Linked DNA regions of Homo sapiens: region 2 is linked to region 1. The links are chromatin loops, found by intact Hi-C in ENCODE. Cell type or tissue: dorsolateral prefrontal cortex. All regions are shown on one strand. Each heading gives the region's core, and the rest is flanking DNA. Links, peaks and the distances in the headings are about the cores only. Region 1 overlaps PHLPP1 (PH domain and leucine rich repeat protein phosphatase 1). Region 2 overlaps PHLPP1 (PH domain and leucine rich repeat protein phosphatase 1).

Evidence for each region. Peaks named below come from ENCODE experiments on the same cell type or tissue, not always from the same donor. Only the 100,000 strongest peaks of a DNase experiment are listed, where the experiment ranks them.
Region 2: it touches region 1 in a loop (2.6-fold over the local background); 2 of 110 quality-filtered maps call a loop at or near these places.

What each region holds. Positions count from the first base shown.
Region 1 is chr18:62,844,150-62,860,568 of GRCh38, reverse strand. PHLPP1 (PH domain and leucine rich repeat protein phosphatase 1) reads right to left here. Exons shown (of 17, transcript NM_194449.4): 4 at 1-134. Among named protein-coding and RNA genes, the nearest start is that of PHLPP1, 140 kb to the right of the region's middle. In dorsolateral prefrontal cortex, for the core only: no CTCF peak of the experiment used is centred there; a DNase peak (open chromatin) is centred at 9,675; H3K4me3 peaks cover 485 bases; H3K27ac peaks cover 7,799 bases.
Region 2 is chr18:62,896,142-62,912,560 of GRCh38, reverse strand. It overlaps PHLPP1 (PH domain and leucine rich repeat protein phosphatase 1), which reads right to left. Exons shown (of 17, transcript NM_194449.4): 7 at 9,395-9,597; 8 at 7,277-7,337. Among named protein-coding and RNA genes, the nearest start is that of PHLPP1, 190 kb to the right of the region's middle. RefSeq lists enhancers at 5,418-6,029, 6,030-6,642, 13,530-14,031 and a silencer at 14,084-14,143. In dorsolateral prefrontal cortex, for the core only: no CTCF peak of the experiment used is centred there; no DNase peak of the experiment used is centred there; H3K4me3 peaks cover 597 bases; H3K27ac peaks cover 4,812 bases.

The DNA.
Region 1 (16,419 bases), core at 4,907-12,906:
AGGCTAGGGTTCTGCCTTAGGAAGTTTTGTTTTAAATTGAGATGAGTGAGGTCTTGGCTGTAGAAGAGGTTGGCAGGCAGATGTTCCAGGCTACAACACGAGAGGTCCACTGAGCTAATGCGCTGGGATGCAACCTAAAGGGGGATAAAACTTAATTTTAATACCATCCACTTATCCTATAACTACTTTCTATGGATAGAAATAAGATAATCCCAATTTGGAACAGATATTCTATGAAAGTAGCACTGTTAGTCCAAATATAAACCAACAGAGTATTCAGTCATGTGCCGCATACCAACCTTTCAGTCAATAACGTACCACACACAGCAGTCCCACAAGATTATAAAGAAGCTGAAAAAGTCCTATCACCTAGTGATATGGCAGCTATCATAATGTCATAGCACAACACACTGCCTTCTATGTTTAGATACACAAATATTTACCATTTTGTTACAACTGCCCACAGTATTCGGTACAGTAACATGCTACACAGGTTTGTAACCTAGGAGCAATAGCCTAGGTGTGTAGTTGGCTAACACCATCTAGGTTTGTGTAAGTACACACTGATGTTTGCACCATGAAGAAACTGCCTAACAACACATTTCTCAAGATACATCCCTGTCATTAAGTGATGCATGTCTGTACTTAGTATTTGAGCCAAGTACTTTATAAAAGCAGGAAAATGTCCCTGCCTGGAGGGTATGTACAGTAACCTAGCATAGGAGACAGGCTGGAAAGAACATAGATTATTCCATCAGGTTTAGTGATATCAGTAATCTCCTCCAATGCAGGAGTTTTATTCCTGAAAACATAAGGAATAATTCTCTCCGACAGAAAGAGAATTCAGAGCTATCGAGTAAATACACGGTCAAGAGACAGATACTAAGATCTAAACTGAACATATAAAAGCCATTGTATATACTGATTTAAAATAGCACAAATAAAGAAAAAGAACAAGACCTTTACACTGACCTTGTACACATCTTCAATTAATGGTACAGTAGAATCAGATTCCATTGCCTGTCTGCTACAAACTTTTCAGGCTGCCTCTCCCAGTTTCAGTGAAATGCTTACAAATTCATTGTGCTTTGCTTCATGTAAGTATTTTATGTAAAACTTATTTTATGTCTAAATATTTATCCAGATGTTCAATGCCTTCCTGGTTAAATGACTCCTCCCACAGCCAGGATCTCAGGGCTAAAGACCAACTTTTATGTGGGAAGCAGAAAACGCACTGACCACCCTGTATTTCTCAAATGCTCTTCCCAATATTGTAGGTAACACAGTGCCAATTTATGCTAAAGCACATGGCTTCAGCCCCACCTCCACACATCTTGGTTTTCTCTCCTCACAGAGGCAATGGGAGTACAGTTCTAAAACTTTGGTTAATTCTCCCTATTTATCTTTACCAAAGCTTTAGGGCAGAAACTTCACTGCTTCTCTGTGATCAGTCTGATCTCTTTTTCTTTTACCAAACCCCAGGTTTCTGTTCCTAATTACACAAGGCAGTAGAACGTAGTCCTTAGGTGTATGGTTCTGAGTTCAGTGTCCAGATTCATAGCCCAGCACCACCACTCAGGAGCTGAGATAACTTGAATAGATCACTGATCTAAGATCCAGTTTTCTCATCTGTATAACACGTATAAAGATGGTACCTACTTCTACATGCCTGGCACAGAAAAAGCACTCAATAAATGTTAACTGCTATTACTATTACTAGTACTACTACTAACACTACCATTTCCAAATCAAATCATTCACATTTTATTTTTTATTAAAAAAAATATTTTTAGATAATAAAGTAGGGGCAAGGTCTTGCCATGTTGCCCAGGATGGTCTCAAACTACTAGGCTAGGTTGATCCTCTCACGTCAGCCTCCCAAAGCGCTGGATTACAGGCATGAGCCACCATACCCAGCTTCATTCACATTTTATATCCACTAAAATTCATACTCTCCTGATGCTAAAAGTATCCAGAAGTAAATCTGCCTAAGATATGTTCTGCTAGATCAGGTATGGTGGCTCACATCTGTAATCCCAGCACTTTGGGAGGCCAAGGCAGGTGGATCATTTGAGGTCAGAAGTTCCAGACCAGCCTGGCCAATATGGTGAAACCCCGACTCTACTAAAAATACAAAAATTAGCTGGGCGTAGTGGTGGGTGCCTGTAATCCCGGCTACTCGGGAGGCTGAGGCAGCAGAATTGCTTGAACCCACGAGGCAGAGGTTGCAGTGAGCTGAGATCGTGCCATTGCAGTCCAGCCTGGGCAACAGAGAGAGGCTGTGTCTCAAAAAAAAAAAAAAAAAAGGTTCTGCTGATGGAATATTTGAGCTTAGGAGAAACTACTGTGCACACATGAAAGCTAAAGGTATACTGGGGTGAGAAAGGCTGGGCAGGACTTATCTCTAAAGACTTTACTGAGAAAGTCTGAGTTTGCATTTTACCAATTTTATCTTTCTGTGAATTTTCACCATTAAATAAGAAAAAGAAACTTCCAAACAGGGCCAAACCACTCATATAAAGAAAGATGTAAAAAGAGATAGAATGTTAATGGGCCTGAAAGTAGGTGCAAAAGCACCACGCTACACAGGATTCCTACGGCATTCATAGGAAGTGGATGGGAACCTGTTTATAGAAAGTGAGTTTGAAACCTCTGCTAGCTAGTGGAATCATTCATTCAAAAATATGTGTTGAGAATCTACTTAATGGTGTGTGGCAGGCCTTTTATTTCCTGAGACACAAAAGGAAAACAAGACAGACACAGTCTCTGCCCTGAATGAGTACACATCAAGAGGAGAGGGTAATTAAGATACTACATGATAACTGTTACAAGAATAGGAAGTGCAAGGACACAGAACAGAATCCCAGGGGTCAGAAAAGGATTCCCAGAGGATGTAATATCCAAGCCCAAACTTGAAGCCTCAGTAGAAATCTGTGTTTTTTGCCCCAAATCCTTTCTCCTTCAAACTCATGATCCTAAGGGGAACTGCAAACAAAGTACCCAGATGCTCTGGATTCGTGGGTAAGCATGCACTCCAGGTCTGAGCAATCTGAGTGTCCTATCTGCTGAAGCCACAGACTGATCCAACAGGTGCTAGCATGGGACCCAAGCTAGGTTAATCAGAGGACTTCTCTGGGATTTACATATTCTGAAACCAGGAAAGAAAGAGAACCAGCTGCTTAGAGCTGCAGTTAAAATGAAGGAACTAGATCCATATGTATCAATCTGACTTGATACAAATGCAAACTGCAGCATGACACATTCCATTTATGAAAACAATTTTTAATACAATACACACACACCTCCATATATTAGATGGATGAATAGTTATATGTGCAATATATACCGTGAGATCATAAATTTCTATTGTTTTAAGCCACCAAGGGTTTGCTAATATGTTACAGCAGCCACAGGAAACTAATGCAACCCTTCTTTATTTTTTCCATTGTACTTTTTTTCATTTTCATTCATTCAACATGTTTACTGAATATCTACTAGAGGTGCCAATTACCGTTCTAGGTGAGCCCTTAATATACTTCAGAAAACAAAATGAAGATCCCTCCCCTATTAAGCTTTCTTTACAAATAAATAAATTATATGTTAAAAAAATTGGTAAGCACTACAGAGAAAAAAAAAACAGCTTGAGAAAGGGGGTCAAGACTGCTGGGAAGGTGGTGGATTGTAATTTAAATAGGTTGGTGAGAGTGGTGCCCACTGAAAAGACCACATTTAGAAAGGAAAAACCGGAGAAGTTGGCAGATAGGATTTATCTGGAAGAAGATGCTGCCAGGCAGAGGAAGTACCCAGAGTTAGGACCCTTAGAGAAGCATGCCTTAGCTAGGCATGGTGGCTCATGCCTGTAATCCCAGCACTTTGGGAGGCTGGGGTGGGAGGACTGTTTGAGCCCAGAAGTTCGAGATCAGCCTGGGCAACATAGTGAGACCACCAACTCTACTAATAAAAAAATTTTTTAATTAGCTGGGCGTGGTGGTGCGTGCCTATAGTTCCAGCTACTCGGGAGGCTGAGGTGGACGGACCACTTGAGCCCAGAAGGTCGAGGTTGCAGTGAGCTTTGATCACACCACTGCACTCCAGCCTGGGCAATACAGCCAGACCCTGTCTCAAATTTGTAAAAGGAGCACACTTGGCATGTCCGAGGGACTTGAGAACACTGATAATAAGGAGACAGTGACTGGCAATGAGGTCAGAAGGTAAGGGGGCAGGGGATATGGGGTAAGCAGCAGATCCTGTGGGACCCTCAGGCCTTGTAAGGACTCTGGCTTTTAAGGTGAGTGAAATGGGATGTGTGGAAAGGTTCTGAGAAGTGTGAGGTGATCACCAACATATGGTCGGCGCTCCATATCCACTGGGGATTAGCTCCTGGACCCCAGCAGGTATCAAAATCCACGGATGCTCAAGTCCCTGACATAAAATGCCATAGTACACTCAGCCCTCCGTGTTGGCAGGTTTTGATCCCCGGTTAGTTGAATCTGAAAATGGGAAACTCGCAGTAAGAAGGGCCTACTGTACCATGGAATTTTCTTATTTTTTCTCTATCTTTGTCTCTAGATTGTAAGCTCCATAAAGGAAAGGATTTTTCTATTTTGTTCACTGATATAACCCCACGTTGAGTACTTGGGAGGACCCTCAAAACATCTTGCTGGAAGAATGGCCAGAAGACGACCTTATACCTCCTCCTTTCTCACCAGGCGGCCTCTGCATCTAGTGCATCCTTTCATTTGGCAACCACTTTGAAGAAGACAAATTCCATTTCAAATGAAGCATCCCACTAAATACTCCCTTTGGACAACTAAGAGAAAATGATTTAACATCAAGTTGTATTGGCTTCCTTTCCTCCTTCTAGACCGTAAGCTGTTTCTGCTGGAAACAAGGAGGAGGAAACCACATTAACGAGGCTACAAGCAAGGGCAGTCCTGTGTGAGCTATGTAGAACTAGGAATGTCTATCGTGAGAACATAAATTCAACATGTTAATATGGCCACTAGGCAGTGAGCTGCATAGGTGACCACAAAAGCTACCACTAGCTACACCACTGCCCAGTCCCATAAGCTGCAACAGAATGGGAGATTTAAGTGCTTCTACTCAGAGCAACCTGGGCACATCAGGGCTCTATCACAAAGAGTTAAGAACCAGGAAAGCACTCTACTTAGAAGGTATGGCTTGATTCCCAAATGAGAAAACTACCAGCTGGGCTATCCAAAGAAACTGTGACCCACCTACACAGCAGCTATTAAAACTGAGATCCTGCCTGAAATAAGAAAGACCTACATACATAAAAAAAATTAATCAAAAAACCACATGTGCACACCTCAGAGCAAGTAGGCTTTATTATTCTAGCGTTTTCCTTTTCCAAGTAACAATAATAATAGTTAACATTTAAGTAGTGCCTTCTTTGTGATAGGCACTCTTCCAAGAGCTTAAGATACAATATTTAGCTTAATCTTCCCAATACCCTGTGCAGTAAGAACTTACCCCTGTTTCAAAGATAAAGATTAAACTGAGTCACAGAGTGTGCGCCCAAGGCCATTTAGTTTAAAAAGCAGCAGGATCAGGCTGGGTGTAGGGGCTCATGCCTGTAATCCCAACACTATGGGAGGCCGAGGTGGGTGGATCATTTGAGGTCAGGAGTTTGAGACCAGCCTGGCCAACATGGTGAAACCCCTTCTCTACTAAAAATACAAAAATTAACCAGGCGTGGTGGTGGGTGCCTGTAATTCCAGTTACTCAGGAGGCTGAGGCAGGAGAATCACTTGAACCTGGGAGGCGGAGATTGCAGTGAACCAAGATTGAGCCATCACACTCCACCCTGGGTGACAAGAGCGAAACTTCATCTCAAAAAAAAAAAAAAAAAAAAGTAGCAGGATCAGAGTTTGAACAAGAGCCAGTACTATTAACTCTATGCCATCAGGTCAAGACCTGGATCTCATCAGAAGGGAGGCTCCTCTAATCTCCATCATAAAATAACATAACTACAGCAAAGAAAATTAGATGTACTCCTCAGGATATGTTTAAGCCTTAGAAATGAAGACAAGGTGGTCAGAGACAGTGAGTCCTCCTCGGGAGAAGCAGTAGAGACCATCTGCTGACCAAATACAGATTTCCGAGGAGGGGTGAATCCCCATGGGGCATTATTCCTTGACATCATAGGCTCTGCCCACTCCAATCCCACACAACTTATCCAGCTGGGCAACAGTGATGCCATCCAGTGAGCACCTAATCAAAATTTTAAAGGTTACAGGAAAAGTATAAGAGGTTATAGATATTTGGGAAGTGAAACAGGCATATATAGAAAGTGCCTCAAATCTCTGTTACAGAAAGCTTCTAAAGGATCTCAGAATATAAATTCCTTTTGGCAAAAGCTACTGTACTTATAACCACAGACAAGATAGTTGAAGGCACAAAGGTGAGGTCCACACAACTTGACATACAGGAGAAAGGGCACCAGCTTAACAGTATGTGGGGTAGGTAGGAACAGTTCTACTTACTAGCAACGTGACTTTGAATAAGTCACTTCGCTTACCTGTCCTTCAAGTTTCCGTATCTCTAAAATAGACTAAGTCCTGTCTTATAGACTAATAGACCTGCCCTGATCACCTTAACAAGTTGCTGCAGTAATACCATTTTATTCATTTTAAAAAATCAGGAGAGGCTCTGTAGACCAAGTATCTCCACAGCAATGTCTACCACTCCAAGCAATAAAAGTCTATAAAACAAAAAAGACTACGATGTAAGCCAATGCTCTCGTCGTTGAGCAGTTATAAGGATAAACTGCAATTAGCCAGACCATCAATGAACTATAGACGAAGAGATTCAAGTTGTGATCAGTTGAAGGTAACTGTGCCATAGAAAGTCAGTTTTAGTCTGTATTAACAATAACAGGCTGGGGGCAGAGGCTCACGCCTGTAATCCCAGCACTTTGTGGGGCCGAGGGGGGCAGATCACCTGAGGTCAGGAGTTCGAGACCAGCCTGGCCAACATGGGGAAACTCCATCTCTACTGAAAATACAAAAATTAGCTGGGTGGGGTGGCGGGCACCTGTAATCCCAGCTACTCAGGAGGCTGAGGTAGGAGAATCGCTTGAACCCGAGAGGCAGAGGTTGCAGGGAGCCAAGATTGCGCCACTGCACTCCAGCCTGGGCAACAACAGCAAGACTCCATCTCAAAAACAAAACGAAACAAGAACAAAAAAAAAAAAGAAAAAAGAAAAAAAATTAAGGCTAATTGAGTTAGTAAATTAAATGGGACTTTTCTACCACGATGGACACACCCTGAGAGATACATCAAAATGAACATAATTTCCAACTACCTGCTCAGGTGGTCTCTTTTTTTCCCAAATGACTTGTAAATATACATAAGGGAAGGAGGGTTCATTTGGTCCTCAAAATATTTCCTCTAAAGAACACTGCACTATAAAAAATGCTAATGTGAACAACAAAATTTTCAGATGACTCAATGGGTGGCCACACATTTCTAACATATAACTCAGCTTGACACTTTCCTAAGTCATTTCTTTGCCTATTATTAGGACCCTTATGACAAAAACGTCCCTCCTCTGAGTGTAGCTGGGTTGCATTTGTAAACCAATCTATCTGTCCTATCCTTACCCTATCCCTGCCACGCTTTCAAAATTCTCATCTTCCCTTGCAAGAGGACAGTACTCTGCATCATTCCCATTACTCTTCTTGGTTCAGTTAGTGGATAATCGTCTTTCACAGGCAAGGGAAAGTTCACAGTAACATTAATGTGATGATTTTGCCCCCTCTATACTTTAGTAAAGTTGTATTTATCCTTCTTATGTGCATGGCATGCTCAAAATTAACCAGAATGACTCTAAAAGGCTTGGTCAAAGCAGCTGAAATACCACAAATAATTCTGCTTGTGTGAAGTGAAACACTGCTGTCAACCTGCCGGGCATGGTGGCTCACGCCTGTAATCCCAGCACTTTGGAAGGCCGAGGCGGGCGGATCATGATGTCAGGAGATCGAGACCATCCTGGCTAACACAGTGAAACCCCGTCTCTACTAAAAATACAAAAAATTAGCCGGGCGTGGCGGCAGGCGCCTGTAGTCCCAGCTACTCGGGAGGCTGAGGCAGGAGAATGGCATGAACCCAGGAGGCGGAGCTCGCAGTGAGCCGAGATTGGGCCACTGCACTCCAGCCAGGGTGACACAGTGAGACTCCATCTCAAAAAATAAATAAATAAATAAAAATTAATTACATCATATATCTTCATAATGTTCCAATAAAAGCATATCAAAGCTACCAGTTTTATACTTATGAAATTCTACCTGGAATTTCAGAATCTCACCATTTCTTTTTCTTAAATGGTTAAATGAGATGGAAAAAGATATATAAGCAATAAAATAAGGGCCAGGCACAGTGACTCATGCCTGTAATTTCTACACTTTGGGAGGCTGAGGCGGGAGGACCACTTGAGTCCAGGAGATTGAGGCCAGCCCAGACAACACAGCAAGACCCCATCTCTACAAAATTAAATTAAAAAATTGGCCAGGTGTGGTGGCACGTGCCTATAGTCCTAGCTACATGGGAGGCTGAGGTGGGAGGAATCCTTGAGCCCAGAAGCTTGAGGCTGCAGTGAACTATGATTGTGCCACTGCCCTCCAGCATGGGTGACAGAGGGAGATCTTGTCTCAAAAAAAAAAGAAAAGAAAAAAGATTACGCAAATTATACAACATTTAAAATGATTCGAGGTAATGACATAGCAAATCAATGAATACAACAGGAAAATCCAGACAGGCTATCATCAATAGGTTAAAAATGAGAGATGGGCTGGGCACAGTGGCTCACGCCTGTAATCCTAGCACTTTGGGAGGCCGAGGCAGGCAGATCATGAGGTCAGGAGTTTGAGACCAGTCTGACCAACATAATGAAACCCTGTCTCCACTAGAAATACAAATATTAGCCGGGTGTGGTGGCGCACACCTGTAATCCCAGCTACTCAGGAGACTGAGGCAAGAGAATCTCTTGAATCCGGGAGGCGGAGGTTGCAGTGAGCCAAGATCGCACCACTGCACTCCAGCCTAGGCGACAGAGCAAGACTCCATCTCAAAAATAAATAAATAAATATGAGAGATGGTATTCTGTTGAGGGCAAGAGCATGTGGGAGAGGTAGGATCTATGATTTTAAAATGATAGGCTATGAGGTACCTGTTAAAATATAGTTAAAAGACCCAAAAATAAGAGTATGGAAACAACTGCAGGCTGGGGAAGAAAACAAAACAAAACAAAATCCCTGGCTCACTGTTCAAGGACCAAGCTATAACAATATTTAAAAAGCCAATCAAGAGAACTCCAGACCAAGAGATCCTCCAAGGTATCCTCAGCTCTCTTTGCCAGCAGAGGTGAGGGGATGGGGATGAGGAGGCAGCATGCGCGGGGCCATCAAGCTAACCTGAATGAATCATTCAATAAACATTTGTTATTTGCCTTTTATGAACCAGGAACTATACCAGGTACTGGAGAGATGCAGTCTTTGTCTCCAAAAGCTTAGCCTCTTGAGGACACACACATCTAAATAACTGTAATTCACTAAAGAGGATGCAGCAGTGCCATAAGAGCACACACAGGGCCAAGAACAATCCTCAGAGCTCCACGTCGACAGCATCAGTGCCGACACAGTCCCCTCCCTTGACAAAATGAGCCACGTATTCACAGGCACTTCTGCTGCATTTGTCCAGTGAGCTCATCATGCGGCCAAAAGTGAAAATGTGGACTCTTTAGGAGTCAGATGCAACAGTATAGGGTCAGAGGAGATGTCACTAACAGCTTTCCAAAATCATGAGCCACCAGTGTCACTCTAACAGTTATCTCCCTTCCACACACACAAACCCCATTGTGTTTCTCAGTAACAACAAAAAAATAGAGTTCAACTTGGGTGGAGATCAAATCTGAACTCAGAGTTCCTTCCTCAGTTCCTTATTGGCAAAATATGTATAAACAATCTCTTTAAAATGTTACTACCTGAGAATGTTTCTGAACGTCATGGCAGCATTCCCCCAAAGGTGTCATCGCCTTGACAAAGGAGAAATGAACCACAAAAAAACTTACACTCTAGCTTTCTATTAAAATACATAATACAAATACTATTCAAGTGGTTCTACTACTAGAAATGAACTACTTGTTTTCCCCCCCGCCCCCCCGAGATGGAGTCTTGCTCCATCACCATCCGGGATTGCAGTAGCTCAATCTCAGCTCACTGCAACCTCCACCTTCCGAGTTCAAGCAATTCTCCTGCCTCAGCCTCCTGAGTAGCTGGGATTACAGGTGCCTGCCACCACACCCAGCTAATTTTTGTATTTTTAGTAGAGACAGGGTTTCACCATGTTGGCCAGGCTGGTCTCAAACTCCTGACCTTGTGATCCACCTGCCTCGGCCTCCCAAAGTGCTGGGATTACAGGCGTGAGCCACCACACCCGGCCTGTTTTGTTTCTAAATACAAAAAAAAAAAAAAAATTGATGTTTAATTTCCAAGTCTAATATACAAGGTTCAGTATGTTTAATACAGAGTTTATAGATTGTTTTTTCAATTGCTCCACTACTTCCTACTTTATAAAATAATAAATTAGACCAGTGGGTAGAAGAATTTAACCCTTCGGAGTAGGCGTAGAAAATTTAATACTCTGGGTTAAAAATACTGGGGACTCAAAAAATCCTAAGTACGTAATGGGAACTAAACTTTAAAGGATATATATATTTTTTTTTTTTTTTTTTTTTTTTTTTTTTTTTTTTGTAGAGACAGGGCCTTGCTATGTTGCCCAGGCTTGCCTTGAACTCCTGGCCTCAAGTGATCTTCCCCACTCAGCCTCCCAAAGTGTTGGGATTACAGGCATGAACCACCATTCACCATGCCTGGTAGATTTTTTTTTTTTTTTTTTTTGAGACAGAATCTCAATCTATCATCCAGGCTGGAGTGCAATGGTGCGATCTTGGCTTCGCCTCCTGGGTTCAAACAACTCTCCTGCCTCAGCCTCCTGAGTAGCTGGAATTACAGGCATGTGCCACAATGCCTGGCTAATTTTTGTATTTTTAGTAGAGATGGGGTTTCACCATGTTGGCCAGGGTGGTCTCGAACTCCTGACCTCAGGTGATCCACCCGCCTCAGCTTCCCAAAGTGGTGGGATTACAGGCATGAGCCACCGTGTCTGGCCGCCTGGTAGATATATATTTAAATTGGGCTAAACTCTCAGATTAAAAGAATTTAACTTTAAAATATAACATGACCAGATACAGATATCTGGTTAATCATATACGCTAAATTCCTGATATATCAATATTTGACCAGTTTGCAAAGAATCAGACAACAGTAGTTCCCTCACCATTGAAAACAGTTCAGTCTGCTTTGAATGACTCAGAAAGCATCTCAGATTTCTTAAATAACTCTTGGTCATCATTTAAGAAGATCAATGAGCAATGTAGAGTGACTATGCTCAAGTGTCTTTTAGCAGCATACTCCAATAAATAGACTGCCTGAGAAACTACCTTTTGTCTTAGTACTGGGCTGCCTGGATTCTGCTGCCAACTCTGTATATAAAGTACTTTATTGAGATATTTTCAGTAAATCTTAGTTATTATTTAAATCTTTGTTTTCAGTCTCTTCCAACCACTGTAAAACACTGGAAGTACAAATAAGTAAAAGGAGTAAGGTAGTAGAACTTAATGCATAAAGCAGTAATTGAACGCTTTATATATCAGTTCCCTCATCTGCAAAATGGGGATAATAATATCTAAGACATATTATCTTCTGATATTAAAAACCAACCACAGGCTGGGCGCAGTAGCTTGTGCCTGTCATCCCAGTACTTTGGGAGGCCAAGGTGGGAGGACTGCTTCAGCCCAGGAGCTCAAGGCCAGCCTCGGCAACATGGCAAGACCCCATCTCTACAAAAAATACAAAAATTAGCTGGGAGTGGTGGCGCATGCCTGTGGTCCCAGTTACTCGGGAGGCTGAGGTGGGAGGATCACTTGAGCCTGGAAGGTCAAAGCCTGCAGTGAACTGTAATCATGCCACTGCACAGCAGCTTGAGCGACACAGTGAGACCCTGTCTCAAAAAAAAAAAAAAAAAAAAAAAAATCAACAAAAAACCAACCTCATAGAATTGTTATCAGCACCTACTTCACAGGGCTACTACAAAGTATCTTCAACAGTGCTTGCCAAATGGTAAAAGTTGCCAAAATGTTAGTTATTACTATGTGCATTATTGTTGTCACTATAGCATCAATTTGATACAGTAAATAATTATATTGTTTAGAAAATATGTCAACAAGTTGAGGGAGCAAAAGAGCAAAAATATTTTCTTTTAGGGCTGACCTCACAAATAAATGGGTAACTAATTCACTTTGGACATAATGTCTAAAGCAAGGAAAATAACGGTCACATACTCTGTGCTGATCAGATGAGATCTGCAAGGATGTCAACAAATCAGAGCACCCAAAAAAATCTATGAGATAAAGTATCTGAGAACCAAGCAACAGAAGGAATTGTTGGAATTGCCAGGGATACTTCTGCTGAAAATAGACTGCTAAGGAGCAGACAGGGCAGTGCAAGGGCACAGATCCTGGTAACTCAACAATATTGAGAGGTTATTAAATAGGAAAGGGAGTCGAATTTTCTTGCGTTTTACCAGATAGAAAAATTCGGGTCAATGAGTCAAAGCTAGAGGAAACAGACTTCAGCTCACTTATAAGGAAAAACTGTCACATCAGACACTACAGATGTTGGAAATGCCTACGGACATGGGTGGGATGGTGTGAGAGTCTGGTCTTTTCCAAATCTTAAGTCTCTGAACTAAGAGTCGTTTGTTGTTGAAGACTAGAATTCAAGGTTAAACTAAAGAATGCTTTCAAAGAAAATGTCAAATAACTGGTAGCACAATTATTTTAGAAAACTGCAGTTAATATTAATATTCGCTTCTTGTCAACTACCTTACAAGGGCCCTTACCAATATTAAAACAACATTTTACAACTTTAAAATGCAGCTGTAAGTTCCTCCCTTGAGCCCTAGAAGTTATTTTATTAAAGATAACATTATACAGATCAAACCCGCAAGTATTTTAAAGTACTAATAACAGAAGTACAGATCCCAACCAAACTTCTTTAAGGTTTCCTGGGAAAAATTTTCCAGAGTTCCACCAAGAACACATGAGGAACACGTTTCCATTTGCTGAGGTCCTGGCAATCCACATGGAGCCTAGTGCCTGGCACAAAGAAAAGACAGAAGAGTCCTCTCTTTCCTCCCTCCCTCTCCCCATCTCTCCTTGCTGGACAGTGAGAACAACAACGGCTAATTCCAACACAGCTGGAGAAAGAAGGGGGAAGAGATGAGAAGACAGGAGGAAGGAAGATGGAAGTACATGGGATGCATTTAAAATGGTAATAGTCTAATTATACAAATGAGCACTGCTTCACAAAAACACGCTTCTTTTGTTATGAGACGATAAGCAAACTAGGTATCTTTGCCATTTGTTTAAAACTGGATTATAAAACTTTAGAGAAAATAAAATTAAATAGTTCTAAACTGAAATAACTTTAGAATTGAAGTGAAAACCTCTTCTTCAGGAATATATTAACTAGGATTTCAGAAACAAGAGCCGCTACAGGAAAAAGAAAAAAGGAATAGAAGGGATTAGCAGTGAGGAAATAAGACAGGTATAGATGAAGCATAATTATATCTGTAAAGAGATCATTCTATTATTTTCTACTAACTTAATTTTATGTGTAACAAAAACTTAATACAATCCAAAATGTTACCTTCTCCCTAAATTCAAAGAAGAAGTTCTAAGTTCTCTAACTTCATAGACTGTTGCTTTCTAACTGTAACAAAGATTCCATAATGTAATTTTTTATATAACAAATCCATTACTATATTGGAAAGTTAATTATAATACTGGGTAACTTACAGTCATATTTCTACAAGAAAATGAAATGGAACTAGCAGGAAACTTACTGGCCAGCATTCATTTACTTTAGCTTTTTTTTTTTTCACACTTCTCAGACATGTGTGATATGATCTTTACAGGGTATCTTTGCAAACTGCCTCTGCACATACTTGACCTATCCTTCCTGAAATGAATTTACTTTTCTTGTCTTCATGGTGAACACCTATTTATCCTTAAAAGACTCAGCTTGCCCACTGCCTCCTTGAAGTCTTCCTATACCCAAATATCTCATATACTAACTCATACACTAAATTTCCAAACTTTTCTCACAAACTTTTCTTGTCACTACAGAATTGGTACAAGAGCAATCTTCTCAGGATTCATGTCATTCAGACCCACAGTTCCATTTATTATCATCTTTTTTTTTTTTTTTTTTTTTTTGAGATGGAGTTTTGCTCTCATTGCCCAGGCTGGAGTGCAGTGGCACCATCTTGGGTCACTGCAACCTCTACCTCCTGAGTTCAAGCAATTCTCCTGCCTCAGCCTCCCGGGTAGCTGGGATTACAGGCACCTGCCACCATGCCTGGCTAATTTTTTTTTTGTATTTTTAGTGGAGACGGGGTTTCACCTTCTTGGCCAGGCTGGTCTTGAACTCAGGTGATTGACCTGCCTTGGCCTCCCAAAGTGCTGGGATTACAGGCATAAGCCACTGCACCCAGCCCCTTCATTCCATTTAGATTCTATGGTAGGCTTGTTAGATCAAAGGGCCCTTGATTCTTCATCCAAAAAAATGGGTGTAAAATGTGAATTGAGGGTTTCCAGAAAAGCCCTTGACTCCTCAGTAGAACAGTACTGATAGCAAAGCTTCTTATCATTACAACCTCAAAGTTACAAACTACAGCACAATCCCTAAAGGACAAGTGGCAGACCATGCTAACAAAAGGCAGCAGACTTCCTGAACTACACTTCAAGTTAAGAGGCAAAATATGGGTAAAAGACGTCTAAGTCATATTAAAGGGTTCCTTGTAATTACACCTAATAACACAAATCGATATGTTGGAAACCTCAATCTTGTTATACTAGAATGATTTGACTCAATTGATTAGTTAAGTATTCCTTGAGTAAAATCTAGACAGTAAGACACTGTTTCTAAGCAAATGAAACCAAAAGTTCAATTGTGATTCACCATGTGTCTTACTCTTTTTTAAAAGAGTGATGTTTGCTCATCATTTCATGGGATCGTTTAGCATGAAATGTGGCTCCGATTTGCCTACACTGTGCATGTTTAGGGTGCACTCAAATCACGGCAACCAGAAGTTCACTGCAATGACTTTTTCCCTCAAGTCAATGGCCTAGAATTAAACACTATGGTTAATACTGAGAGCTACACAGCAGGAGAGATAACGACTGTGACAGTCACAGTCACCTGCAACTGTCAGCCACTGATCAACACAGAGAAACAGACATGTAGACAGGTTCATGGCCCTCCAGGAGGCCTGAATTTACCATGCTGTTTTCATCGTCACCATGTTATAACCAACTAAACTGGCCAGGTTTGAGGTCCTTGGAAGAGGTCATGCTGTGCCTTTTCCTTTTCCCTACACAAGAGAACTGGGACAATGTTGAAGATAAAATGCCTAAGATTAGACATCGTGTCCCTAACTGCAGGGCTCCATCACTTTCAATTCAGTCATGTTACTATTCAGATTCAAAATGCTGAACTTAGAAATGTGCCATGTAGTAAACTGTTCTCATTTTCATCTAGCTAATCAATATTGGAGAGCATTCCATCTGTCTAATAAAAAGTTAAAAGCGTAGCTCACAATATGCCCTTTTCCACAAGTGTTGCATATTTTCTTGGGTACCACATGCTACATCACTATTTCAGGAATAAGATACCTGAATCAACCCTCTAATCTTTATCTGAACTGTCCACCCTTTAAAAAACACACACATATAGATAATGGTGTTGTAAAAAGAGTAATTGTAAGAAGAGTCCTCATCTTCTAGAGTTATACACACATGTGAAAATAGTTGTGAGCGAAATAATGTCTGGGGTTTGCTTTGTAATAATCCAGAGAGAAAGGGAGCATACCGATAGCCCACTGGCCAGGAGATGGTAACAGTGGAAGCCAGGTCACAGGTGTGTGGGGGTTACTACACAATTATCTCTACTTCAGAATATTTGATATTTTCTGTAATAAAGAGTAAGAAAAAAAGGGACACAACACTAAGTCACTGACCTGAATCCACTTTTAATCTTCCATGGAATAAAGAAAAATACTTTATTTTTATTTTATTTATTTATTTTTGAGATGAAATCTTGCTCTGTCGCCCAGGCTGGAGTGCAGTGGCGCAATCTCAGCTCAGTGCAACCTTCGCCTCCTGGGTTCAAAAGCGATTCTCCTGCCTCAGCCTCCTGAGTAGCTGGGATTACAGACACCCACCATCATGCCCAGCTAATTTTTGTATTTTTTGTAGAGACCATGTTGGCCAGGCTG
Region 2 (16,419 bases), core at 2,918-10,917, 54 kb before region 1:
CCTATACTGCTCTTATTCAAAATGTGAAAATAACATTTGGGGTTGCTGGGGGGTGGGAGGAGTGGGTGGGGAAAGAAAACTAATTAGGTAATGTCTGATTTAAGTTAATTAAATAAAATTATCTGATAGGTAGTAGGAAATGCATGAAGCACTACTCAAAGAGTTTTATGATTTTATAATTATATATTTATAATAAAAAAAAATTTTTTTTTTGATGGATCAGGTTTTTTATTATTTTTTTTTTAATTTTTTTTTTTTATTATACTCTAAGTTTTAGGGTACATGTGCACATTGTGCAGGTTAGTTACATATGTATACATGTCCCATGCTAGTGCGCTGCACCCACTAACGTGTCATCTAGCATTAGGTATATCTCCCAATGCTATCCCTCCCCCCTCCCCCGACCCCACCACAGTCCCCAGAGTGTGATATTCCCCTTCCTGTGTCCAAGTGATCTCATTGTTCAATTCCCACCTATGAGTGAGAATATGCGGTGTTTGGTTTTTTGTTCTTGCGATAGTTTACTGAGAATGATGGTTTCCAATTTCATCCATGTCCCTACAAAGGACATGAACTCATCATTTTTTATGGCTGCATAGTATTCCATGGTGTATATGTGCCACATTTTCTTAATCCAGTCTATCATTGTTGGACATTTGGGTTGGTTCCAAGTCTTTGCTATTGTGAATAGTGCCGCAATAAACATACGTGTGCATGTGTCTTTATAGCAGCATGATTTATAGTCCTTTGGGTATATACCCAGTAATGGGATGGCTGGGTCAAATGGTATTTCTAGTTCTAGATCCCTGAGGAATCACCACACTGACTTCCACAATGGTTGAACTAGTTTACAGTCCCACCAACAGTGTAAAAGTGTTCCTATTTCTCCACATCCTCTCCAGCACCTGTTGTTTCCTGACTTTTTAATGATTGCCATTCTAACTGGTGTGAGATGATATCTCATAGTGGTTTTGATTTGCATTTCTCTGATGGCCAGTGATGATGAGCATTTCTTCATGTGTTTTTTGGCTGCATAAATGTCTTCTTTTGAGAAGTGTCTGTTCATGTCCTTCGCCCACTTTTTGATGGGGTTGTTTGTTTTTTTCTTGTAAATTTGTTTGAGTTCATTGTAGATTCTGGATATTAGCCCTTTGTCAGATGAGTAGGTTGCGAAAATTTTCTCCCATGTTGTAGGTTGCCTGTTCACTCTGATGGTAGTTTCTTTTGCTGTGCAGAAGCTCTTTAGTTTCGTTAGATCCCATTTGTCAATTTTGGCTTTTGTTGCCATTGCTTTTGGTGTTTTGGACATGAAGTCCTTGCCCACGCCTATGTCCTGAATGGTAATGCCTAGGTTTTCTTCTAGGGTTTTTATGGTTTTAGGTCTAACGTTTAAATCTTTAATCCATCTTGAATTGATTTTTGTAAAAGGTGTAAGGAAGGGATCCAGTTTCAGCTTTCTACATATGGCTAGCCAGTTTTCCCAGCACCATTTATTAAATAGGGAATCCTTTCCCCATTGCTTGTTTTTCTCAGGTTTGTCAAAGATCAGATAGTTGTAGATATGTGGCATTATTTCTGAGGGCTCTGTTCTGTTCCATTGATCTATATCTCTGTTTTGGTACCAGTACCATGCTGTTTTGGTTACTGTAGCCTTGTAGTATAGTTTGAAGTCAGGTAGTGTGATGCCTCCAGCTTTGTTCTTTTGGCTTAGGATTGACTTGGCGATGTGGGCTCTTTTTTGGTTCCATATGAACTTTAAAGTAGTTTTTTCCAATTCTGTGAAGAAAGTCATTGGTAGCTTGATGGGGATGGCATTGAATCTGTAAATTACCTTGGGCAGTATGGCCATTTTCATGATATTGATTCTTCCTACCCATGAGCATGGAATGTTCTTCCATTTGTTTGTGTCCTCTTTTATTTCCTTGAGCAGTGGTTTGTAGTTCTCCTTGAAGAGGTCCTTCACATCCCTTGTAAGTTGGATTCCTACGTATTTTATTCTCTTTGAAGCAATTGTGAATGGGAGTTCACTCATGATTTGGCTCTCTGTTTGTCTGTTGTTGGTGTATAAGAATGCTTGTGATTTTTGTACATTGATTTTGTATCCTGAGACTTTGCTGAAGTTGCTTATCAGCTTAAGGAGATTTTGGGCTGAGACGATGGGGTTTTCTAGATAAACAATCATGTCGTCTGCAAACAGGGACAATTTGACTTCCTCTTTTCCTAATTGAATACCCTTTATTTCCTTCTCCTGCCTGATTGCCCTGGCCAGAACTTCCAACACTATGTTGAATAGGAGCGGTGAGAGAGGGCATCCCTGTCTTGTGCCAGTTTTCAAAGGGAATGTTTCCAGTTTTTGCCCATTCAGAATGATATTGGCTGTGGGTTTGTCATAGATAGCTCTTATTATTTTGAAATACGTCCCATCAATACCTAATTTATTGAGAGTTTTTAGCATGAAGTGTTGTTGAATTTTGTCAAAGGCATTTTCTGCATCTATTGAGATAATCATGTGGTTTTTGTCTTTGGCTCTGTTTATATGCTGGATTACATTTATTGATTTGCATATATTGAACCAGCCTTGCATCCCAGGGATGAAGCCCACTTGATCATGGTGGATAAGCTTTTTGATGTGCTGCTGGATTCGGTTTGCCAGTATTTTATTGAGGATTTTTGCGTCAATGTTCATCAAGGATATTGGTCTAAAATTCTCTTTTTTGGTTGTGTCTCTGCCCGGCTTTGGTATCAGAATGATGCTGGCCTCATAAAATGAGTTAGGGAGGATTCCCTCTTTTTCTATTGATTGGAATAGTTTCAGAAGGAATGGTACCAGTTCCTCCTTGTACCTCTGGTAGAATTCGGCTGTGAATCCATCTGGTCCTGGACTCTTTTTGGTTGGTAAACTATTGATTATTGCCACAATTTCAGAGCCTGTTATTGGTCTATTCAGAGATTCAACTTCTTCCTGGTTTAGTCTTGGGAGAGTGTATGTGTCGAGGAATGTATCCATTTCTTCTAGCTTTTCTAGTTTATTTGCGTAGAGGTGTTTGTAGTATTCTCTGATGGTAGTTTGTATTTCTGTGGGATCGGTGGTGATATCCCCTTTATCATTTTTTATTGTGTCTATTTGATTCTTCTCTCTTTTTTTCTTTATTAGTCTTGCTAGCGGTCTATCAATTTTGTTGATCCTTTCAAAAAACCAGCTCCTGGATTCATTGATTTTTTGAAGGGTTTTTTGTGTCTCTATTTCCTTCAGTTCTGCTCTGATTTTAGTTATTTCTTGCCTTCTGCTAGCTTTTGAATGTGTTTGCTCTTGCTTTTCTAGTTCTTTTAATTGTGATGTTAGGGTGTCAATTTTGGATCTTTCCTGCTTTCTCTTGTAGGCATTTAGTGCTATAAATTTCCCTCTACACACTGCTTTGAATGCGTCCCAGAGATTCTGGTATGTGGTGTCTTTGTTCTCGTTGGTTTCAAAGAACATCTTTATTTCTGCCTTCATTTCGTTACGTACCCAGTAGTCATTCAGGAGCAGGTTGTTCAGTTTCCATGTAGTTGAGCGGCTTTGAGTGAGATTCTTAATCCTGAGTTCTAGTTTGATTGCACTGTGGTCTGAGAGATAGTTTGTTATAATTTCTGTTCTTTTACATTTGCTGAGGAGAGCTTTACTTCCAACTATGTGGTCAATTTTGGAATAGGTGTGGTGTGGTGCTGAAAAAAATGTATATTCTGTTGATTTGGGGTGGAGAGTTCTGTAGATGTCTATTAGGTCTGCTTGGTGCAGAGCTGAGTTCAATTCCTGGGTATCCTTGTTGACTTTCTGTCTCATTGATCTGTCTAATGTTGACAGTGGGGTGTTAAAGTCTCCCATTATTAATGTGTGGGAGTCTAAGTCTCTTTGTAGGTCACTCAGGACTTGCTTTATGAATCTGGGTGCTCCTGTATTGGGTGCATAAATATTTAGGATAGTTAGCTCCTCTTGTTGGATTGATCCCTTTACCATTATGTAATGGCCTTCTTTGTCTCTTTTGATCTTTGTTGGTTTAAAGTCTGTTTTATCAGAGACTAGGATTGCAACCCCTGCCTTTTTTTGTTTTCCATTGGCTTGGTAGATCTTCCTCCATCCTTTTATTTTGAGCCTATGTGTGTCTCTGCACGTGAGATGGGTTTCCTGAATACAGCACACTGATGGGTCTTGACTCTTTATCCAACTTGCCAGTCTGTGTCTTTTAATTGCAGAATTTAGTCCATTTACATTTAAAGTTAATATTGTTATGTGTGAATTTGATCCTGTCATTATGATGTTAGCTGGTGATTTTGCTCATTAGTTGATGCAGTTTCTTCCTAGTCTCGATGGTCTTTACATTTTGGCATGATTTTGCAGCGGCTGGTACCGGTTGTTCCTTTCCATGTTTAGCGCTTCCTTCAGGAGCTCTTTTAGGGCAGGCCTGGTGGTGACAAAATCTCTCAGCATTTGCTTGTCTATAAAGTATTTTATTTCTCCTTCACTTATGAAGCTTAGTTTGGCTGGATATGAAATTCTGGTTTGAAAATTCTTTTCTTTAAGAATGTTGAATATTGGCCCCCACTCTCTTCTGGCTTGTAGGGTTTCTGCCGAGAGATCCGCTGTTAGTCTGATGGGCTTTCCTTTGAGGGTAACCCGACCTTTCTCTCTGGCTGCCCTTAACATTTTTTCCTTCATTTCAACTTTGGTGAATCTGACAATTATGTGTCTTGGAGTTGCTCTTCTCGAGGAGTATCTTTGTGGCGTTCTCTGTATTTCCTGAATCTGAACGTTGGCCTGCCTTGCTAGATTGGGGAAGTTCTCCTGGATAATATCCTGCAGAGTGTTTTCCAACTTGGTTCCATTCTCCACATCACTTTCAGGTACACCAATCAGACGTAGATTTGGTCTTTTCACATAGTCCCATATTTCTTGGAGGCTTTGCTCATTTCTTTTTATTCTTTTTTCTCTAAACTTCCCTTCTCGCTTCATTTCATCTTCCATTGCTGATACCCTTTCTTCCAGTTGATCGCATCGGCTCCTGAGGCTTCTGCATTCTTCACGTAGTTCTCGAGCCTTGGTTTTCAGCTCCATCAGCTCCTTTAAGCACTTCTCTGTATTGGTTATTCTAGTTATACATTCTTCTAAATTTTTTTCAAAGTTTTCAACTTCTTTGCCTTTGGTTTGAATGTCCTCCCGTAGCTCAGAGTAATTTGATCGTCTGAAGCCTTCTTCTCTCAGCTCGTCAAAATCATTCTCCATCCAGCTTTGTTCTGTTGCTGGTGAGGAACTGCGTTCCTTTGGAGGAGGAGAGGCGCTCTGCGTTTTAGAGTTTCCAGTTTTTCTGTTCTGTTTTTTCCCCATCTTTGTGGTTTTATCTACTTTTGGTCTTTGATGATGGTGATGTACAGATGGGTTTTCGGTGTAGATGTCCTTTCTGGTTGTTAGTTTTCCTTCTAACAGACAGGACCCTCAGCTGCAGGTCTGTTGGAATACCCTGCCGTGTGAGGTGTCAGTGTGCCCCTGCTGGGGGGTGCCTCCCAGTTAGGCTGCTCGGGGGTCAGGTGTCAGGGACCCACTTGAGGAGGCAGTCTGCCCGTTCTCAGATCTCCAGCTGCGTGCTGGGAGAACCACTGCTCTCTTCAAAGCTGTCAGACAGGGACACTTAAGTCTGCAGAGGTTACTGCTGTCTTTTTGTTTGTCTGTGCCCTGCCCCCAGAGGTGGAGCCTACAGAGGCAGGCAGGCCTCCTTGAGCTGTGGTGGGCTCCACCCAGTTCGAGCTTCCCGGCTGCTTTGTTTACCTAAGCAAGCCTGGGCAATGGCGGGCGCCCCTCCCCCAGCCTCGTTGCCGCCTTGCAGTTTGATCTCAGACTGCTGTGCTAGCAATCAGCGAGATTCCGTGGGCGTAGGACCCTCTGAGCCAGGTGTGGGATATAGTCTCGTGGTGCGCCGTTTCTTAAGCCGGTCTGAAAAGCGCAATATTCGGGTGGGAGTGACCCGATTTTCCAGGTGCGTCCGTCACCCCTTTCTTTGACTCGGAAAGGGAACTCCCTGACCCCTTGCGCTTCCCAGGTGAGGCAATGCCTCGCCCTGCTTCGGCTCGCGCATGGTGCACACACACACTGGCCTGCGCCCACTGTCTGGCACTCCCTAGTGAGATGAACCCGGTACCTCAGATGGAAATGCAGAAATCACCCGTCTTCTGCGTCGCTCACGCTGGGAGCTGTAGACCGGAGCTGTTCCTATTCGGCCATCTTGGCTCCTCCCCCAATAAAAATTTAACTGTAATATTTTCCCAATAGCTAAGTACTGACACATCTTGCATAATTATGATTGAATAGATTATTAAAATAGCTAAGCCTGTGTAATCTCAAGATAAAAGGCAAAATTCTGTAGAAGACAAATCATACAATAGTTGTGATTAAAAAGCATGGTGACTGTTAATAAACACACCAGAATTTAAGCCCTGAAATGAGTTAACAGTTGTCACCTTGAGTGGGCCACAAACTCCCTATGTTTAGAACATTTTTGTGTATCTCCTTTGGAGTTACCTTCCAAATGAGTTGCAATTTTAAAATTCATTGTTAAAAATTTTTAAGTTTACGTGGTATAAATACATACTGTAGACACTGTCAAGCCTTTGTGCCTTCAAGAAAAAGTCTACTATAATATTTGTGGGAACCGCAATAAATATAATACACTGCAGAAGCAAATTACCATAAAAGGTAAAATAGTTAGCATATTCAAAAAGGAGCTAAGAAAACCAAGCAGGTTGTAGAGAATTTCTATTTTGATAGGCTTTGTCATTATTTCCTAAGAATTTTTAGCGAAGAGATATATGTCTAAACAAGGGGTGTAAGAAATCCAAAGAAATAAAGCACTTAAAAAATTAAATCATCCTAAGACTTGGCAGAGTTTGAAAAAAAATTTTGAAAATAAAAAATAAAATTAACATTACTTCAGGGAAAGACAAAAAAATATGATTCATATAATGAAAAGAGTTATTAGAGCTTTAAGCCATATGGCCCTCAACTTACTCACCTTTCAAGTCCAAATGTGTGTTCAAATTGGTGTGCACAGGCACTTTGATGCTCTGGTTTGAACTACAAATGTATTTTAATCAATAGATATATATAATTTTAGAGAATAAAGTAAAAATCATTAATTTTTTAGCATTTACCTTCAAAATATTAAAAAGTACTTGTGCATAAGCTCAGACAGAATTACTAAATAATTTTCTAGTAGACTCTAGAGGGCTCTAAGACTTGACTTCTTACCTTGAAACATCCATGTAGGACAGATAATTTGGAACTGGGTAAACATCAAGTTGAACAAGTTCTAGGAAGAAAAAAAAAAACCCCACAAAGACATTACTATACAAATGACATAGAGACTCTTTTTGTATGTGGAACGTCATTACTGTGCTTTATTCTCTATTGTTTGTTTAGTTTAGGAAGTACAATACATCATTTGTTTAACTTTGAAAGTGCAGGAAAAGTAAAAAAGAACTTTTAATCACAAGATCTTCTTCAGAGATTGAAATACATCATGCATTCTAATTTCCTACCTCTTTGCTATCCATTTACTGTTGCTCTTATTGTTATGCAGGCTGTATCACATCTGAAAGATTAACCACGAGTACCATCCTTTTAAAACCCAAGGGTCCTTCCATAAAACCAAGTAATGCTTCTTGTCTTTTGCCCTCATCACCTTACTGAAACAGCACTCCAGTGGGTCACAAATGACTTATTTTACTTAAATCTGAAACACTTCCTGAACACTTTATGAAATATGACACCACTGTCCCCTGTCACTGTGTTTCTTGGACAAGAGTAGTTTGTAAATGTCCTTCTGCTTCTCTAAACAATTACCAAGTAATTCACAGGTGCAGCTCCTATCTGGTTGCCCAGTCTGGCTGCAGCTAAGTGTGAGGGGCTTGTAAGTTGACCTTTGGTACTAGCACTCTCCTCTCTTCCAGTTACCTTACTTCCCTGGTTTCAGGTATCACCTCTGAGCAGGTAAGTCTCAAATCAACATATGTAATCTTGACTACAAGTTCCCATTAACCCACATGAAGCCCATCACAATAACTTGGATTAGTGGAGTAGTGGATTACCCTCAACCTTCTTCTATAAATGCATTCTGTACACACTATTTTCACATTAACTGCCTTAAAGCATCACTTCCATCAAGTCTCCTCCACTTTAGAGTCTCTACTGGTTCTCTATCGCTTACTAAGCTAAGGGCAATGCTTGACCATCTGACAAAAGCATGCATCCCCTAATTACTTCTATGGGTTCAGAATTCCCTGTTTTCTCCCAACTGCCGAACAAGCCACATTCAGATTCTTTCTTCCTACTTCATTCCCACTGGTTATCTAAATCCTATAACCCTTCAGTGCTCAGCCAAACTGATTACACTAGAAAATATACCTATTTGAGGCTTGGCTTGTTTTTCTGAGATAACAGTAATCACATTTGAAAAATCCTTCATCTTTCAGAGCTCATGAGCTGCACTATGCATAAAACAAGTGCGTGATAAACATATGTTCAACTTGCAGTAGTGAACACTTGTTTTCATTCAGTTTACTGACTGTAGGGAATGGAAACCTTCATCTTAGCAAACATATGCCCATACTACCTTTTCTTTTTTGGAACTGCCCTGATTTTCAGATTCTTAGGAAGAAATATTATTAAATGATTAAGACTCTAGCTTCATGGTGTCCTTCTTGTGCATATATCATTCTAGTTTATCTTTTTTAAATTATCTTTTCTTGTCTTTTTTTTTTTTTTGAGACAGGGTCTCGCTCTGTCAACCAGGCTGGAGTGCAGTAGTGTGATCTCAGACGACCGCAGCCTCCACCTCCTGGGCTCCAGCAATCCTCCTGCCTCAGCTTCCCATTCCCAAGTAGCTGGGACTACAGGCATACACCACCACGCCCAGCTAACATTCTGGTTTATATTAAGGTGAGTTCTTTGTTAGTCAAACATGAAACTGGAGATCCCGAATGGAGTCAAAATAAAACTTCCTTTCATTCTCCAGTATTAAATAAAGGTTCCAGATTTAGTAATAAGGTAGTAAAGATCTCTAGATCTTGGTAATGTAGCCCAAGAAATAGTTCACTTTTCTCTCTTCCTTTAAGCAGAAAAATCAAATCAAAAGTGGGAGTAACTTATCCAAATCACAATACGAGAAAAAAATTAGGGACAATAAAATTTTCCTTTTTGAGTCCTTTAAACAATAAGTCAGCATTTTTCTTTTGTGACTTTTATTTTAGCAAAATTTGAGCTATTTTACTAACTACTTGAGCAAAGAATAATCAGAAGCAGAAATAATGATGCTGGGTAAATTCCTGGAACCAAAAGAGCAACTTTGATGTAGCCTATGATACATACCATTAGAAGAGGCATAGAGCGCTTTTAGGAAATAGCCACAGATGTCTAATGTGACCAGTTGATTCCTTTCACAGTGTAAAACTTCAATGTTGTTGAAAATCATAGCATCTAGATCACCAAGCTTATTGTCTCGTAGGTCAAGCTGAGTAACATGCTGTAGAAAGTCCACTTCATCTGCTATCAGCTTCCTAATTACGTTCAACCTTGAGGGCAAAGGACATAGAGACTATAATTAACTGCAATGCTATAAGTAAATGGGCACACCCTAATATGAGAAATAGCGAGAAAGAACTCAGTTCTCTCTGTATTATAGTTCTCCATGATTTTTGGAATCTCAGCATCCGGCCTTTCTTAACTAGCCAGAGTATCTATTTTTAGCTATAATTCCAGGAGGTTTTAACCTTCACAATATATTCTGAAACACAAGTGACACCACTACAGCTGGGAGAGGAATAAGCACATTGACTTTACCTTAATTCACTTCAAGAGGGAAAAAAATTCCACTTAAGCACTGACTTCCAAAGAACTAGGAACTGACATCCAAGGAACTGTGAAACTATCTACACCATACCGAAAAGAACATAAGAAACAAAACTCAGAACAACTGTTAGGCACATCACAACTACAACGAATATTTAATGAAGGAGAGAGGATGCATGAACAGGCGGATGAGTAGCATGGAATTAAAGGTTGAGGTGGAAAAACAGTAATGGACGGGAGTCACACAACGAATAAGAGTTGCACACTGAATGGGAGCACCAGAGATGGGAATGCAAGTACATGACTCCCAACTGCTCAGGACCAGGATGAACCACCAAAACTATCTCTGTCTATAAAATACTGCTTGATAGAGTGAAGTGCAGAAAATACTGAAATCCGGCATCTAGAATCCATTGAGAAATCTTAGAATGCCGGACAAAAATGGGAACCAACACCTCTGTGATGAAGCAAGGCACAGGGGAAAACTGGCGGAATCTCTAGCCATAAGAACTAGTGAGCTAACTGACTGAAGTTGCTGTGGATGAACTATCAGAAAATAAGTAGTAATGGGGACTAGGAACCAAAATAACAAAGACATATTTAGCTTCAAAAGGGAGAAAAATAGATGGAAATGTCAATTTCCAGTTTGTTAGGCTATGTCTAACTCCTTTAAAAACAAACAACAAAAACCATCTATTTTCCATTACAAAGCCAGCAAAGTGCTGAGATGATGCACTTGTTTAGAAAAGTATTAATATAGGATGGGTGCGATGGCTCACACCTGTAATCCCAGCACTTTGGGAGGCTGAGGTGGGTGTTTCACGAGGTCAGGAGTTCGAGACCAGCCTGGCCAGCATGGTGAAACCCCATCTCTACTAAAAAAAAAATACAAAAAATTAGCTGGGCATGGTGGCACACGCCTGTAATCCCAGCTACTCGGGAAGCTGAGGCAGGAGAACTGCTTAAACCCAGGAGGTGGAGGTTGTGGTGAGCCAAGATCACGCCATTGCACTCTAGCCTGGGCGACAGAGCGAGACTCCATCTCAAAAAAAAAAAAAGAAAAAAGGAGTATTAATATAAGTCTAGAGTACAGGAAAAAGCTAGAGTTTCTCTATAGTGAATTTCTGTCCTTTAAAAAAATAAAATAAACCTATGGAAAATGAATTAAGAATAATATCCTAAAGCCACTGAAACACAAGGATGAGTTCCAGCAAAGAGCTGGGATTTGTCAACACGCAAGCACAGCATATGGCCTTTTCCAATGGCCCTAAGAGGATGTTTTTTTGGCTCTTTCTCTTTTTTTATTCCAGGTTGTAAGATTTAAAAACTGGCCTTGACCCAGCAATCTGCTTATTTCCAAATGCTCACTAGATTACTAGAATGTGTAAACAGAATAAAAAAGAAAAAACACATCTCATCTTGGGTACAACAGACTGCAGGAATGGAACAAATGTCCCATCTTCTTCCCAATCTACACTTCAAATAACCTTCATAATGGCTTTATCATCTTCACTTGAAAGAGCCACACACAATTTCATTCAATACAATGAAATTGTATTAGTACTAAAATAATAAGCATTGAATTAATAAGGAGACAAAAAAATCTATAACAAAAGCAAAGTTAATGTAACAAAAAAGAAAGCTAACATTTGGCTTAAGTTGTTAACTCTCACCATGACTGAAATACCAAGTTTTCAGGTTCACACAGTAATTCAGCTACTTAGGATGAACCGTTTTATTATTTGTTTAATTGACAGATAAAACTGTACATATTTATTGTGTACAGCATGACTTTTGAAATATACGTAAACTGTGAAGTGACTAATTCTAGCTAGTTCACATGCACTATCTCACATAGTTATTTGTGAGATATTTCACTTTTGTGGTGAAAATACATCCACTCTCTTAGCATTGTTCAAGAATACAATATATTATGGCAGGGTGTGGTAGCTCAAACTCTGTAATCCTACCACTTTGGGAGGCTGAAGTAGAAGGTTCGTTTGAGACCAGACTGGGCAACAGAGCAAGACCCCATCTCTACAAAAAATAAAAAATTAGCCAGCCATGGTGGCACGTGCCTATACTCCCAGCTATTTGAGAGGCTGGGGCAGGAAGATCACTCGAACCCAGGAGTTTGAGGCTGCAGTGAACTGTGATTGCACCACAGCTTGGGTAACAAGCTGTGATTGCATTCCAGCTTGGGTAACAAAGTGAGACCCTGTCTCAAAAAAAAAAAAAAAAAAAAAAAAAAAAGAAAGAAAAAGAAAAAACAAGAATACAAACAACTACAACATATTGTTGACCACAGTCACCATGATGTAACTAGGACAAACTTTTTATTTATTTATTTATTTATTTATTTATTTATTTATTTATTTATTTATTATTTTAAGGCAAAGTCTTGCTCTGTCACCCAGGTTGGAGTGCAGTGGTGCGATCTTGGCCCACTGCAACCTCCGCCTCCTGGGTTCAAACAAGTCTCCTGCCTTAGCCTACCGAGTAGTTGGGACTACAGGAACATGCCACCACAGCCAGCTAATTTTTGCATTTTTAGTAGAGGCGGGGTTTTGCCATGTTGGCCAGGCTGGTCTTGAACTCCTGACCTCAGGTGATCCACCTGCCTCGGCCTCCCAAAGTGCTGAGATTACAGGCAGGAGCCACTGCACCTGGCCCAGACAAACTTTTTAAAAGGCAAAATATGATGAAAATTCCCTTCTGGCCAGGCGTGGTTACTCATGCCTGTAATTCTCAGCACTTGGGGAGGCTAAGGCAGGAGAACAACTTGAGCCCAAGAGTTTGAGCCAGCCTAGGCAACAAACTGCGGTCCCATCTCTCTAAAAAATTTAAAAATTAGCCAAGTGTGGTAGTGTGTACTTTTCATCCCAGCTACACAGGAGGCTGAGGGAGGGGGATCACTTAAGTCCAGGAGATCAAGGCTCTAATGACCTGCGCTTGTACCGCTGCACTCCAGCCTGTAGAAGGGCTATGGTGATGGTGACAACGATGATGACCTATGGCTTTGTTGCAGTAAGAGATGAATAAAACAAGGTGTTTTTCAACAGATTTCACAATTTAGTAAGGAGAGTCAAATATGTTTTATAAAATACAGGAACTACAGGTATGTGGTAAGTGCCACGAATGATGTATAAAATGTAGAGAATGGTTTTTTAAAAAAGAGGCTATGGAAAAGGAAGCAAATCATCTGATTCCCAAGAGTAGGCAGAATGGAACAGGTGTACATGGGAGAAGAAAAGCAGGTGCGAGGAAGCAATGGAACAGCCTCTGCATCAAACAGAAGAGCACAGGGCAAGTTTGGTGCCTGCCTGAATAGCTTCTACAGGAGGGCAGGGGATGCAAGGGTCTGTGCTACAAAGGTGGGTGAGGCAATTAACCAAGGACTGGACCTACTAAGGACTCACACTGGGGTTGAAGGATAAATAAAAACAGTGCTTAAATTATCTATGGTGAAGGAGACCTATTTTCTAAAGTTGTAATTCATGACAGACTGATGTATAGTACACAACCCATACACAGCTCACATCACATGCAACTCACTGTGCAAGTTTGACAACATCTAAATTAGTTGAGGCCAGGCGCAGTGGCTCATGGCTGTAATCCCAGCACTTTGGGAGGCCGAAGCAGTTGGATCACTTGAGGTCAGGAGTTTGAGACCAACCTGGCCAACATGGTGAAACCCTGTCTCTACTAAAAATACAAAAAATTAGCCGGTCATGGTGATGGGCGCCTGTAATCCCAGTTACTTGGGAGGCTGAGGCAGGAAAATTGCTTAAATCTGGGAAGCGGAGGTTGCAGTGAGCCGAGATCACACCACTGCACTCCAGTCTGGGCAACAAGAAATTCCGTCTCAAAAAATAATAATAATAATAATAAATAAAACAAAATAAAAAAAACTAGTTGATTCCCTGTACAGCAAGAATCAACTCGTAATGCAGTTGGATATTGTGGCAATGTCAAATCATTATATGTTACTAAAATATTAGTCTTAACTTCTGTACACATCTCATTGTGGAAAAGTAGCAAATAGTTAACTTGCCACCACAGGTTGGAGGCCCACACATGAGCAGCTCAGAGATAGAGCCTCATCCTCAAATGACTCACATACCAGTGGGCTGAAACCAAATATGAGGGCTTGAGTACCTTGAACTAGAGAACCGCAGGCTCTGAGCAAAATTGTGCTTGCTTGGGAGGCTGCACAATGGAAGCAAATGGCTCAGGTAGAAGACAACAGTCACAGTGAGAAGAAAAAGGAAGGGATAAAAGACAGAAACTCATGTAAAAGAAGAGCTGACAGAATCAGCCAAGAGTTGTGTGTCTGGAAAACCAATGAGGTGGTGTTGCTATCAGCAAAAAAAGAAATCCATGAGAAAGAATTGGTTGAGTAAGAAAGACACTGAACTCTGTTTTACATGTATTTGGTTAAATGTGTGAATAGGGAAAACCAAGAAGTTATCCAGCTGGCAGCTTAAGTGGAACTGGTCTCAAGAAGTCAAAGAAGGAATAGGGAAAGACTGGGGAATGATTAACATCAAGATGAAAGGTGAAAATGAAGCCTGAGAGTATATGCAACCCCCAAGGCAGAAAACATGGATAGAAAGAGAACTGACCAAGAAGTAACAGCCACACTTTGTACAAAGAGGAGAAAGAGGAGAAGGGAGGAGGAATTATTAATGATGCCACAGAAGAAATAATATCAAACTCAAACAACATCAATGCAAAGAAAAAAATAATCAATCTGATGTACCATTTCCATTTAAAGGGAAAAAAAATTGAATAAAAGTGGCCCTTTACTTAGAGAAACTAAGCAAGACTCTCCTTAAATTACTCCACTAGCTTTGATTTTAAGTATTAAGGCAGAATTAGGCTGGGTGTGGTGGCTCATGTCTGTAATTCCAGCACTTTGAGAGGTCGAGGCAGGTGGATCACTTGAGGTCAGGAGTTCAAGACCAGTCTGGCCAATATGGTGAACCCCTGTCTTCAGTAAAAATACAAAAACTAGCCAGGTGTGGTGGCGGGCACTTGTAATCCCAGCTACTCGGGAGGTTGAGGGAGGAGAATCTCTTGAACCCAGGAGGTGGAGGTTGCAGTGAGCTGAGATCATGCCACTGCACTCCAGCCTGGGCGACAGACAGATACTCTATCTCTGAAAACAGAAGCAAAAACAAAAACAATAAACAACAAATAAAGTATTAAGGCAGAATTAGAACAAACCTATCTGATTTTCCCCTCCTCAGCTCAGGAGCCAGGAAGGAAGCAGTTACTCATGGTCATGCAACATTTACAGAGTGTCTAATGTCTATTCTGGTATTTAAATATCCTGTAGGTGATGTCATCTAAAAACTCAAGTTAGAACTATGAATCTGAAGAATTTATAAAGCTCTTACTAAGATTTATTACTTCCAGACATTTCAGATTGATCTTATGTGTAAGCTAATTCAGATCAAGAAAAATGATGTCTCCCTACATGTACCAGGTAACTCAGAAATCATCTCATTCTTACTACCTGAGGTCAGTGCAAGCCATTGTCCTTGGCTCTAATGAAGTTCTACCACTGGTGGATGAATAAAATAGGGCTCAAATTCTGGAATATGAGGGTTTTCTAAATACAAGGAACTCAAGAGGCAAATAATGTTAACAATTTAGAAAGCAAGTTAACAAAGTGTTTAGAGTTCCTTATCTTGTCACATTCCAAGAAATTCTCAAAAATCAGATAAATTATAACCACTTTTACCTCCAAATTAAGAATTTTATATCTGCAAATTGCTAATACTTCCCTAGGAGGGACAGGTCTGATTCCTTTATTCTGAGGAAAGGTGAAGCCAAGCAATTCTTTATGGGACTGGAATGTATAGGTTTCCTAGGCTGAACCATATGAAAGGAGAAGAAAGGGGAGCAAAAGGTGATGCTCCTTTACACTGATGAAACTGAACATGCCTGAGTACTTGGGAGGCTGAGGCAGGAAGATCACCTGAGCCCAGGAGTTTGAGGCTGCAGTGAGCTCTGAGCACATCATTACACTCCAGGCCGGGCAAGAGAGCAAGGCCCCATCTCTTTAAAAACAACAACAAAAAACAGGACGGGCATGGTGGCTCATGCCTGTAATCCCAGCACTTTGGGAGGCCGAGGCGGGTGGATCACGAGGTCAGGAGATCGAGACCATCCTGGCTACTAACACAGTGAAACTTCGTCTCTACTAAAAATACAAAAAAATTAGCCAGGCATGGTGGTGGGTGCCTGTAGTCCCAGCTACTAGGGAGGCTGAGACAGGAGAATGGCATGAACCTGGCAGGCGGAGCTTGCAGTAAGCCGAGATCAGGCCACCGCACTCCAGCCTGGGCGACAGAGCGAGACTTTGACTCAAAAAAAAAAAAAACAAGAACAACAAAAAAAACAAAAACCAACAACAACAACAAAAAACAGCTCTCTCACTCAACTGGGTTCCAATCTGCAAAACAAAGACCTTCAAGACATACATCAGTGAGAGTTTCCAGTAATAGCAAACCCTACTATTAATCATAATTCTTCCC